2 separate regions of the Homo sapiens genome follow, and region 2 is linked to region 1. A link is an interaction called in ENCODE POLR2A ChIA-PET data of the cell type or tissue named here. Cell type or tissue: B cell. All regions are shown on one strand. Region 1 holds the start of LOC124904165 (a long non-coding RNA gene). Region 2 overlaps ST3GAL3 (ST3 beta-galactoside alpha-2,3-sialyltransferase 3).

Region 1 (5,000 bases):
GACACAACCACTGCTGGCTAGAGGCACTGACTGAGGGTCTCTCCTGCCCTCCTGCAGCACCTCCATCACACAGATCCACCTCCCTCCCCCACACAGATCCCCTCCCGACAGGGTGTCCTCCAGGGCAGCTCCCCACCCCACACCACTGCCTGGAGCCCATACCTCTGCCAGCTCCCGCTCACTGAAACTTCTAGCGGCGCTTCCTTTCTTCCTCGTGCATGGCTCTCCCACAGTGACCCTGCCATCCCCTTTGGCATAACTGTGCACAGTGAGAACTCCCGTTTGCCCTTGGGCTCGGCAGGAGAGAGGCTCACTAGTTTCTGAATCAGAAGAGATAGAATCCCGTGAAGAGCCAGAGCCCAGGCTAGAAGATGATTTCTTTTTGGAGCCTGAGAAGACAAGGCGTCCCCCTACAGACGCAGGATTCACAGAAAGATCCAAGGCAGCTGCTGCTTGTTCTTCCTCCTCATCCTCCTCTTCTAGTTTGACATTTTTAAGCTCTTCAAATTTGACTTCAGTGGAGTCAGAATAATCTGAAACACACATACACATTAGACAGAGCCAAGTTCCTCCTGCACATGTGAACCTGATGAAAGGCAGAGGGCAAAGCACAAGGAACATGGGCGGGGAATGGGACCTGGCTTCCAATCCTGGCTCTGTCACTGAGGGGCACTGTGAGCCAGGGCTATTTGCTCAGCCTCCTGGCCTCCAGCTTCTTCCTCTGTAATGAGAAGATGCTACTACAGATCTACAGGGCTCATAAATAAGACTCCTGAGCACCGCCTGGCACTCAGCAGACACTCAGTAAGGGGCAGCTGCCATTTCCTCCAAAGTCTCCTGCAGGTAATGCAAGTCTGAGCTCAGCAGAGACCTGGCTACCTAGCCCATGCTAGAAAATCTAAAGATCTTGAAAAATATTAAGAGGGTGGATGTTAAATGTTCTCACTGCAAAAATGACCACTATGTGAATATGTATTTTAAACAGCTAGATTTACCCATTCCACAACTTATATATACTTCACAAATCATGTTGGACCAGGAGCAGTAGTTCAAAACTGTAATCCCAGCACTTTGGGAGGCCAAGATGGGAGGATTGCTGGAGCCCAGGAGTTCAAGACCAGCCTGGGCAACAAAGTCAGACTCTGTCTCTACAGAATTTAAAAATTAGCCAGGCATGGGCCAGGCATGGTGGCTCACTGCTGTAATCCCAGCACTTTGGGAGGCTGAGGTGGGCGGATCACGATGTCAGGAGATCGAGACCATCCTGGCTAACAGAGTGAAACCCCGTCTCTACTAAAAATACAAAAATCAGCCAGCGTGGTAGCAAGCATCTGTAGTCCCAGCTACTTGGGAGGCTGAGGTAGGAGAATCACTTGAACCCGGGAGGCGGAGGTTGCAGTGAGCCAAGATCATGCCTTTGCACTCCAGCCTGGGAGACAGAGTGAGACTCCGTCTCAAAAAAAAAAAAAAAAAAAAAAAAATTAGCCAGGCGTGGTGTATGCCTGTAGTCCCACCTACTTGAGAGGCTGAGGCAAGAGGATTGCTTGAGCCCAGAAAGTTGAGGCTGCAGTGAGCTGTGTTCACAAAGGCTTGGGCAACACAGTAAGACCCCGTTTCTAAAACAAACAAAAAAATTATGTTGTACAAGACAAATATGCACGATTTTATCTGTCAATATAAATAAATAAATTTGAAGAGAAAAAAGGGAAAGAAAATCTGCTGAAGAGAAGCCAGCCCAGCCCAGGGTGTCAGTCCACAGTGCTGCCTGGCTGTCGGCAGACCACATCTTTGGGTCATACCTGACCCAAGACAGATACAAGCCTTTCTCTAACAAATCTAGCCTCAATGACCTTCCAAGTGACTGCTAAACAGCACTGATCACACCACTCCCTCTCTTAAAATATAAATGGCTTCTTAAGCTTCCAAGTGAGCAAATGAAAATGGCAGACAGCCCTACATCATCTCCTATTTCTCCAGCGTCACCTTCTGGTCACACAGCTGCCTTCCACCCTAATATTCAATTGAGGGAAACTCCCCACCAGTTCCCCCAAGTGGACCATGCTATTAATATTTCCCATCTCTGCTGGGAACAGTGGCTCACGCCTGTAATCCCACTTGGCATTTTGGGAGGCCGAGGCAGGCGGATCACCTGAGGTCAGGAGTTCAAGATCAGCCTGGCCAACACGGTGAAACCCCATCGCTACTAAAAATACAAAAAAAAATTAGCCAGGCATGGTGGCAGGCACCTGTAGTCCTAGCTAGTTGGAAGGCTGAGGCAGGAGAATCGCTTGAACCCAGGAGGCAGAAGTTGCAGTGAGCCAAGATTGCGCCCCTGCACTCCAGCCTGCATGACAGAGCAAGACTCCATTTCAAAAAAAAAAAAAAAAATTCCCATCTCCATGCCTGTGCCCTGCTCCTCCCATCTGGGACTCCCTTTCTACATCCCTCCTCTCTCTCTGTCCGCCTGGGAAGGTCCTACTTACCTTGTAAGAGTCACCTTCACCAAAACCTCCAGTGTTTCCCTGACCCCTGACCAGGCAGAGGGAGGAGCTTTTCCCTACGTGTCCAGTCCTCCCTGTACATCCCTACCCAAAGCACTTCTCACACTCCAAGTATGCTATCTGCTCACGGACCTGTCACTCTGCCTTTTTTATTTCTGACCCAGCACTCAATATGGCATCTAACACGGGACACATATATGAGTTAGGGTTGTGGAAAATACACCATAGTCAACTAACCTGGGAAGGTAAGACCATCCTCAACTTGCCGCACAGAGCTATGGGTGGGCCTCACAGGGGCGAGGGCTGCCGGGCACTCCGTCATCTCATACTGCTCAGAACTCAGATCCTCCTTGGGGAAGAGCTCACTCTGACTCACCTCCTGTGGTATTTCAAGACAAACTCGGTGCCTCTTTGTCCCTATTCGGTGCTTGGCCAGGCTGCAAGGGAGAGGGCAAATCTTTTAAGAGCCCACATATACATCCACTTACTCAAACACATTCATACACATCCACACACAACCCAAAGTGAATGGCCAGAGCCTGTCAGGCCTGGCTCAAAACTCAGGGACACCTCTTATTTGTGACTTGAGACAAGGGACTTCACCTCTCTGACCTTGTTCAATCATCTGGAAAATACAGGTATTACCACCCACCTAACAGATTTGTTGTGAGGATTAAGAAAAGGTATGCAGAGTAGCTGGCAAAGTGCCTGGCATATAGCAGGTACCAAGGAACGGTTCCTCCTTTCTTTCCCATATGGCCCAGGATAAATTCTCCTCAGAGCACAGATCCCCTGGCTCAGCCACCAATAGCACTGCAGACTTAAATCACGACATTACCAATGCCCTTGAGTCTCATCCTCACTACACTTCTTTTTAAAAGACTCTCTGATATGATGAGAAAACATGACTTTTCTGGCTCAGAGGGAGCCCGACCTTCGCACATAAATGCCCCCGACCCTCATATAACTGACGCCTTGCTCCAGCAGACTACACGCCCACTACAGGTCTCTCATTCAGAAAGTGCCTGAATGCTCTGGCTCTCAGGTTTCTGGAGCCTTTACCAAGAACACTCCCTTAGCCAAGGCACAAACGGCATCTTAGAAACAGCCTCGGCCGGGCGCGGTGGCTCACACCTGTAATCCCAGCACTTTGGGAGGCCGAGGTGGGCGGATCACGAGGTCAGGAGATCGAGACCGTCCTGGCTAACACAGTGAAACCCTGTCTCTACTAAAAATACAAAAAATTAGCCAGGCGTGGCTGTAGGTGCCTGTAGTCCCAGCTACTCGGGAGGCTGAGGCAGAAGAATGGCCTGAACCCGGGAGGCGGGGCTTGCAGTGAGCCGAGATCGCACCACTGCACTCCAGCCTGGGCGACAGAGCGAGACTCCATCAAAAACAAAAACAAAAACAAAAACAAAACAAAACAAAAAAAACAAGAAACAGCCTCTCCACAGATTACAGGACCTACCCAGACATCCCTCCCTCACGCAGCCAGGACAAAAGGGCTGCTGGGTTACCTTGTCTTCAGGTCTCCTTCCTCTCCATCCTCCACCCCTTCCATGTCCTCCTCTGGGCACTCCTCCTCGTTGCCAGCTCTTGGAGGCAGTTCACTCTCCTTAAGAAACTCAGCTGCTTCTGGCGTGGGCAGAGTATGGTCAATAACTGTGTTGTCCTTCCCAGCTTTCCAAAGTTTGTACCTTTCTGGCTGGAACTTTCTCACAAACACATCCATGGAGATCTTCACCATGTCCTTTCTACAGGAGCACTGTCAGCAGGAACCAGAAGAGCACCAGGTGAGCATACCTTGCTGCTTCCAACTCACCCCCACGTCCTAGCTCCTCCCTCCACATGGAAACAAGTGCAAGATGGTTTATAACCAGATTGTTTTGGTTCACAGGCTGAGGGCATGTTATCCTTGCAGGACCTTCAAACATGAAGGGAAGCAGGGAAAAAAAGGCAGAGAGCACATGCTACTGGGGCAAATCTACCTGGGCACTAACTCGGGGTCACAGAGGGTGGTTAGGCTCTGCACTTAGGCCCCCAGGACGGTGAGCCACCTGCCCTTGTTCCCTGTCCAAGCCAGGAACACACAAGCAAGTCTACTACTATCAGTCAAAGGCCCGACCCTGCTGCTTCCCTAGAGTAAAGGAAACCCCTAAAAATTTCAACAGAGAAATCTCGGAATGGATAAACAAGAGTATTAACGTGTGTGGATGTGGTTTTAATGCCTAATGGACTTAAGAACCTCATTTTATACTTCCCAATTCTGAACACATTTTTAAAAATTCCTTATGAACACAAAATGTTAGTACTCTGACACATTGCTAGCTGCTTGTTTCTGAATTCCAGCAGCTCAAAGAAATACTCTAATCACCAGCCAACGTATCTAACCAGAATTTGCTCATTTTTGTCATGGTGTTATAGAAAGAAATCAAGCAGACTTACCAGCACAGCTTGCTTGCCGTACTCAATCCACCGACGGGTAGCAAAATTGGTAGA
Region 2 (5,000 bases), 160 kb before region 1:
TTCCCTGCACTCTCTGACACTGGTGTGTGTTCATGACCAACAAAGCAGTCCCATCTTTGAGATACTCCCAGGTCTCAGGAAGGATAGCGCAGCCTCATGAAATGATGTATCCAGCATGAGCTGAATGGTACTGGAGAAATGAAGGGAGAAGATCACTGTTTCCACAAAACAGTTTCCAAAAAGCCATGGCATTGAGTACTAATAATACAGATACTTGTTGTTTGTGGCAGGAGATATGAAACTTTCCAGCAATGATACATTTGACAATAGAAAACACAGAGATGGTTCCTGAACCTGAACAGAAAGAGTTGGTGGTGTCTGGGTAGCAAAAGGAATTTTCATATGCACTGATTGGATAACAAATACATAAGTATCTCTTCTCTACCCATTGTTCTAAATCCTTAGTAAGTCAATATATCATACATGGACCCATCAACTGGTTTATACAGGCAGAGGCCTTGCAAAACGTTATTTGGCCAGGGCCCTGTCTACCTTTGGAGCAGTCCTACTCTAAGGTAAGTATTATTTTCATTTTTGACAAGAGAAAACTGACTCCAAAACTCTCTCCTGTTCTTCCCAAAGCCCCTACTTTCTATGATGTAAAGTGTAATCAGCTTAAGGTAAGAAGATTGGAGTTTAAGCCACCAGTTCTACTTACTAGGTGTGCAACCTCAGGTAAGACACAACTGGTTTCCTTAACTCTTAAAATAGCTATAGTAATGCACATTTTATAGGGCTGATGGGAAGATCAGTGAATACCTACAGCAATGTGGGTCACAGTGCCCTTTGAAAGGTTATACAAATATTAGTCACTGTTCCTACTGTTTTAATGTTTGACTTCTGCTTTTACTATTCCTTCTAGATTCATCTGAATTATTATCATAGTTTCAATAATTTAAGAAGGAAAATAACTGCTCATTTATTTTTCTTATTTGGATTCTTCTCTCTCATTCAACTGGCTGTCCATAAATGTATGCCTATTGGGCAGGGAGGTCAAGAGACTTCAGGGGACAGAAAGGGAGGGCCACTAAAACAATTCCATCATCTATGTGCAGGAACTTGTTATAAACTAGCATCCTAGCACTTATGTGAGCCCAGTGGAAGGGCTATATCTCATAAAATTTGTAGTTAAAATCACAGTCAAATCCTCTGTTCAATTCTTCTATAGGTCCCCAGTATAAGATAGAGGTCACTATCATGATTTCCAGATAACATTGTCCCTAAATCCACTAAGTCCAGGCTCTCAAAGCAGGTGTCACAGTTCAGGGGCTATGTAATAGAGGTTAGAGTTATTCAAAGCCACAGTACAAACCAGTGTATCTTCCTGGAGCAATACATGTACTTGAAGATATGAGGAAGAATGTATTAAGAAAACACATACATACTATGGTATAGAATGCAGAATTTTTACAAGCAAAATGAAAGATCTTAAAGATTCTTTTTTGGGGGGCCAGGTGTGGTGGCTCACATCTGTAATCCCAGCACTTTGGGAAGTCAAGGTGGGAAGATTCACTAGAGCCCAGGAGTTTGAGACCAGAGGCAACATAGGGAGACCTTATCTCTATTTAAAAAAAATTTTTTTTAATTAGCTGGGCATGGTGGCATGTGCCTACAGTCCCAGCTCCTCAGGAGGCTGAGGTTGTAAGGATTGCTTGGGCCGGGGAGGCTGAGGTTGGGAGGATTGCTTGAGCTGAGGCTGCAGTAAGCTGAGATTGCACTACTGAACTCCAGCCTGGGCGACAAAGCAAGACCCTGTCTCAAAAAAAAAAAAAAAAAAAAAAAAAAAAAAGGAATTTTTATGCTTGCAGTGGGTTGCTTTGCAATATATGCTCACTCTCCTCTACCACTAAGGGTCCTCTGGAGGAAATGTTTCAGAAGCACTGCACTAAGGAACCTAAGTTTTCCATTTTGGTTCCTACTCTCAAAAAGCTTGAATTTCAGTAAGCAAATAGGTAAGTAAATAAAAGATTACCTTTGGGTATAAGTACGACCACTATTATATACAAGGTATGGAGGAGGCAGACAATTTAAAGTGGTCTTGGGAATTAGGGTGGGTATCTTGAGGAGGTACTGTCAAGAAAAGAGAGAAAGGAGAAGGGCATTCTCAGCCGAGGATACAATATGTGCAAGGGTCCAAAGCAGAAAAAGAGCCTGGCACATATTGGGAATTGCAAATACAGTAGTACTGACAGAACAAAGCCTGTGAGACCACAGCATGGTCTTGCTGCTAGGACAAGGAGCCTGGACTTGCTGATGGAGGCAATGGGGAGCCACTGAAGGATTTTTATGCAGATGAATGACATGCACTAGTCCAAGAGAGAAATGAGGAGACCTGGCTGAAGGGGTAACAGTGGATATAGACAGGAAGAATATTTGTAAGATATATTTGGGAAGCAAAATAATAGAGAGTGGAGGAATGTAACTAACAATTATTCAGCAGTATCTGGGGTTTTGTTTTTATTTTTATTTACATTATTGTTAATCCTTAAACAGCCCTATATGATAGGTATTATTCTTCCCATTTTATGAACAAAGAAATAAAGAAATTCAACTAGGAAATGGCAGGAGGAAGATTTGAATATAGAGCTTTCTGATTTCAAAGCCCTTGGATATTGGTTGTGGCTGTTTCATAAAATACACTTTTTATATTTCCTGATTTCAAAGCCCTTAGTAGTGTTTTTTTTTTTAACAGACTACATTTCTTTTTAGTGCTGAATAGTAGTCCATTGTCTAGATGTGCCACAGTTTGTCCACATACATACTAAAGGACATCTTGATGCTTCCAGTTCTTGGCAATTATGAATAAAGCTGCTATAAATATTCATGTATGGTTTTTGTGTAGACATAAGTTTTCAGTTCCACTGGGTAAATACTTAGGAGGGTGACTGCTAGAACATATTATGTTCACTTTGTAAGCTGCTGCCAAACTGTGCTCCAAAGTGGCCAAACTGTGCTCCAAAGTGGCCAAACCATTCCCACCAGCAGTGAATGAGCGTTCCTACTGCTCCACATCCTTGTCAGCATTTGAGACTGTCAGGTTTTTTGGTTTTTTTTTAGTCATTCTAATAGGTGTGATAGTATTTCACTGTTGTTTTAATTTGCATTTCCTTAATGACATATAATGCAAACATCTTTTCATATGCTTATTTCCATCTGCATATCTTTTTTGACCATCTGGAAAGGGTGTCTTTTTGGTTCTTTTGCCCATTTTTTTAATTGGGTTGGTTGTTTTCTTAATGTTGAGTTTTAAGAGTTCTTTGTATATTCTGAATACAAGTCCTTAATCAGGTATGTGTTTGCAATTTTTTCCCCAGTTTGTGGCTTGTTTTTTCATTCACTTAACAGTGAACTTCACAGAGTACAAGTTTTGGAGTTTAATAAAATCAACGTACTGATTTTTCTTTTCTGAATTTTGCTTTTGGTTTTATATCTAAAAACTCATTACCAAACCCAAAATCACATAAATTTTCTATGTTACCTTCCAGAAGTTTATTATAGTTTCAGGTTTTGCATTTAGTCTATTTAGGTTCCATTTTGAGTTAATTTTTGTGAAAGGTACAAGGTGAATGATTAATTTGTACATACAGATATCTAATTATTCCAGTATCATTTATTGAAAAAATTATCCTTTTTCCATTGAATTGCCTTTGTTCCTTTGTCAGAGATCAACAGACTATATTTGTGTGGGTCAATTTATGGGATCTCTATCCTATTCTATTGATCTATTTGTCTATTCTTTTGCCAATACTACGCTATCTTGATTGTATCTTGATAGCTTTATTGTAGGTCTGGAGTCAGGTACTGTCAATCTTCCAACTTTCTTCTTCTTCATCAGTAGATTCTGGGTCTTCTGCCTTTCCATATAAATTTTAACGTAAGTTGTTGATATTCGAAAAATGACTTGCTGCAATTTTGATTCTGATTACATTGAATTTATAGATCAAGTAGAGAATTGACATCTTAACAATACTGAGGCTGGGCACAGTGGCTCACACCTGTAATCCTAGCACTTTGGGAGGCCAAAGCAGGAGGACTGCTTGATCCCAGGAGTTTGACACCAGCCCCAGCAACATAGCGGACCCTGACTCTACAAAATAAAAAACATAAAAAAAAAATTAGCTGTGTGTGGTAGCGCACGCCTGTAGTCCCAGCTACTTGAGAGGCTGAGGTAGGAGGATCACTTGAGCCTGGGAGGTCGAGACAGCAGTGAGCCGTGGTTGCACCGCTACACTCCAGCCTGGGCAACCCTGTTTCAAAAAAAACCCCAAAACCCCCAAAACCCAATACTGAGTCCTTCTATCAAAATGTGGAATATCCATTTATCTAGATTTCTTTGATTTCTTTCATTAGAGTTTTGTAGTTTTCCTCATTCATATATGGATCTATGCACAAACACATTTACACATATTTTATCAGATTTATCCCTAAGTATTTCCCTTTTTTTTTGGCACTAATGTAAATGACACCGTGTTTTAAATTTTAAATTCCAATTGCTTCTTGCTGGTATATAGAAAAGCAATTGCCTTTTGTGTATTAACCTTACAGCCTGAAAACTTGCCTTAATTGCTTATTAGTTCCAGAATGTTTTTGCCAATCTTTGGGATTTTCTACATAGACAATCATGTCATCTGTGAACACAGTTTTATTTCTCCCTTCCCAATCTGTATGCCTTTTATTTCCTTTTCTTGTCTTACTGTGTTAGTGAAGACTTTAGTATAATGTTGAACAGGAGTGGTGAGAGGGGGGACATCCTTGGTTTTATCTCAATCTTAGGGGAAAAGAATCCAGTGTCTCATTAAGCAAGATGTTAGCTATAGGTTTTTTGATCAAATTGAAGAAGTTCCCCTCTACTCATAGTTTGCTGATAGTTTTTTTAAAAATCATGAATAGGTATTGGATTGTATCAAATGGTTTTTTTACATCTATGGATATGATTATATGATTTTTCTTCTTTAGCCTGTTGATGTAACAGAATATGCATTAATTGATTTTTGAAGCTG

Evidence for each region. ChIA-PET counts read pairs that join two places held together with the same protein. Peaks named below come from ENCODE experiments on the same cell type or tissue, not always from the same donor. Only the 100,000 strongest peaks of a DNase experiment are listed, where the experiment ranks them.
Region 2: POLR2A ChIA-PET joins it to region 1 with 11 read pairs; 2 of 35 experiments call an interaction of 5 or more read pairs at or near these places.

What each region holds. Positions count from the first base shown.
Region 1 is chr1:43,667,038-43,672,037 of GRCh38, reverse strand. KDM4A (lysine demethylase 4A) reads right to left here. Exons shown (of 22, transcript NM_014663.3): 8 at 4,947-5,000; 9 at 4,019-4,266; 10 at 2,739-2,938; 11 at 163-533. It overlaps LOC124904165 (a long non-coding RNA gene), which reads left to right and starts at 4,206. Exons shown (of 3, transcript XR_007066050.1): 1 at 4,206-4,294; 2 at 4,926-5,000. RefSeq lists an enhancer at 4,527-5,000. In B cell, no CTCF peak of the experiment used is centred here; no DNase peak of the experiment used is centred here.
Region 2 is chr1:43,826,785-43,831,784 of GRCh38, reverse strand. The region is part of intron 4 of ST3GAL3 (ST3 beta-galactoside alpha-2,3-sialyltransferase 3); the gene reads right to left. Among named protein-coding and RNA genes, the nearest start is that of MIR6079, 9.3 kb to the left of the region's middle. In B cell, no CTCF peak of the experiment used is centred here; no DNase peak of the experiment used is centred here.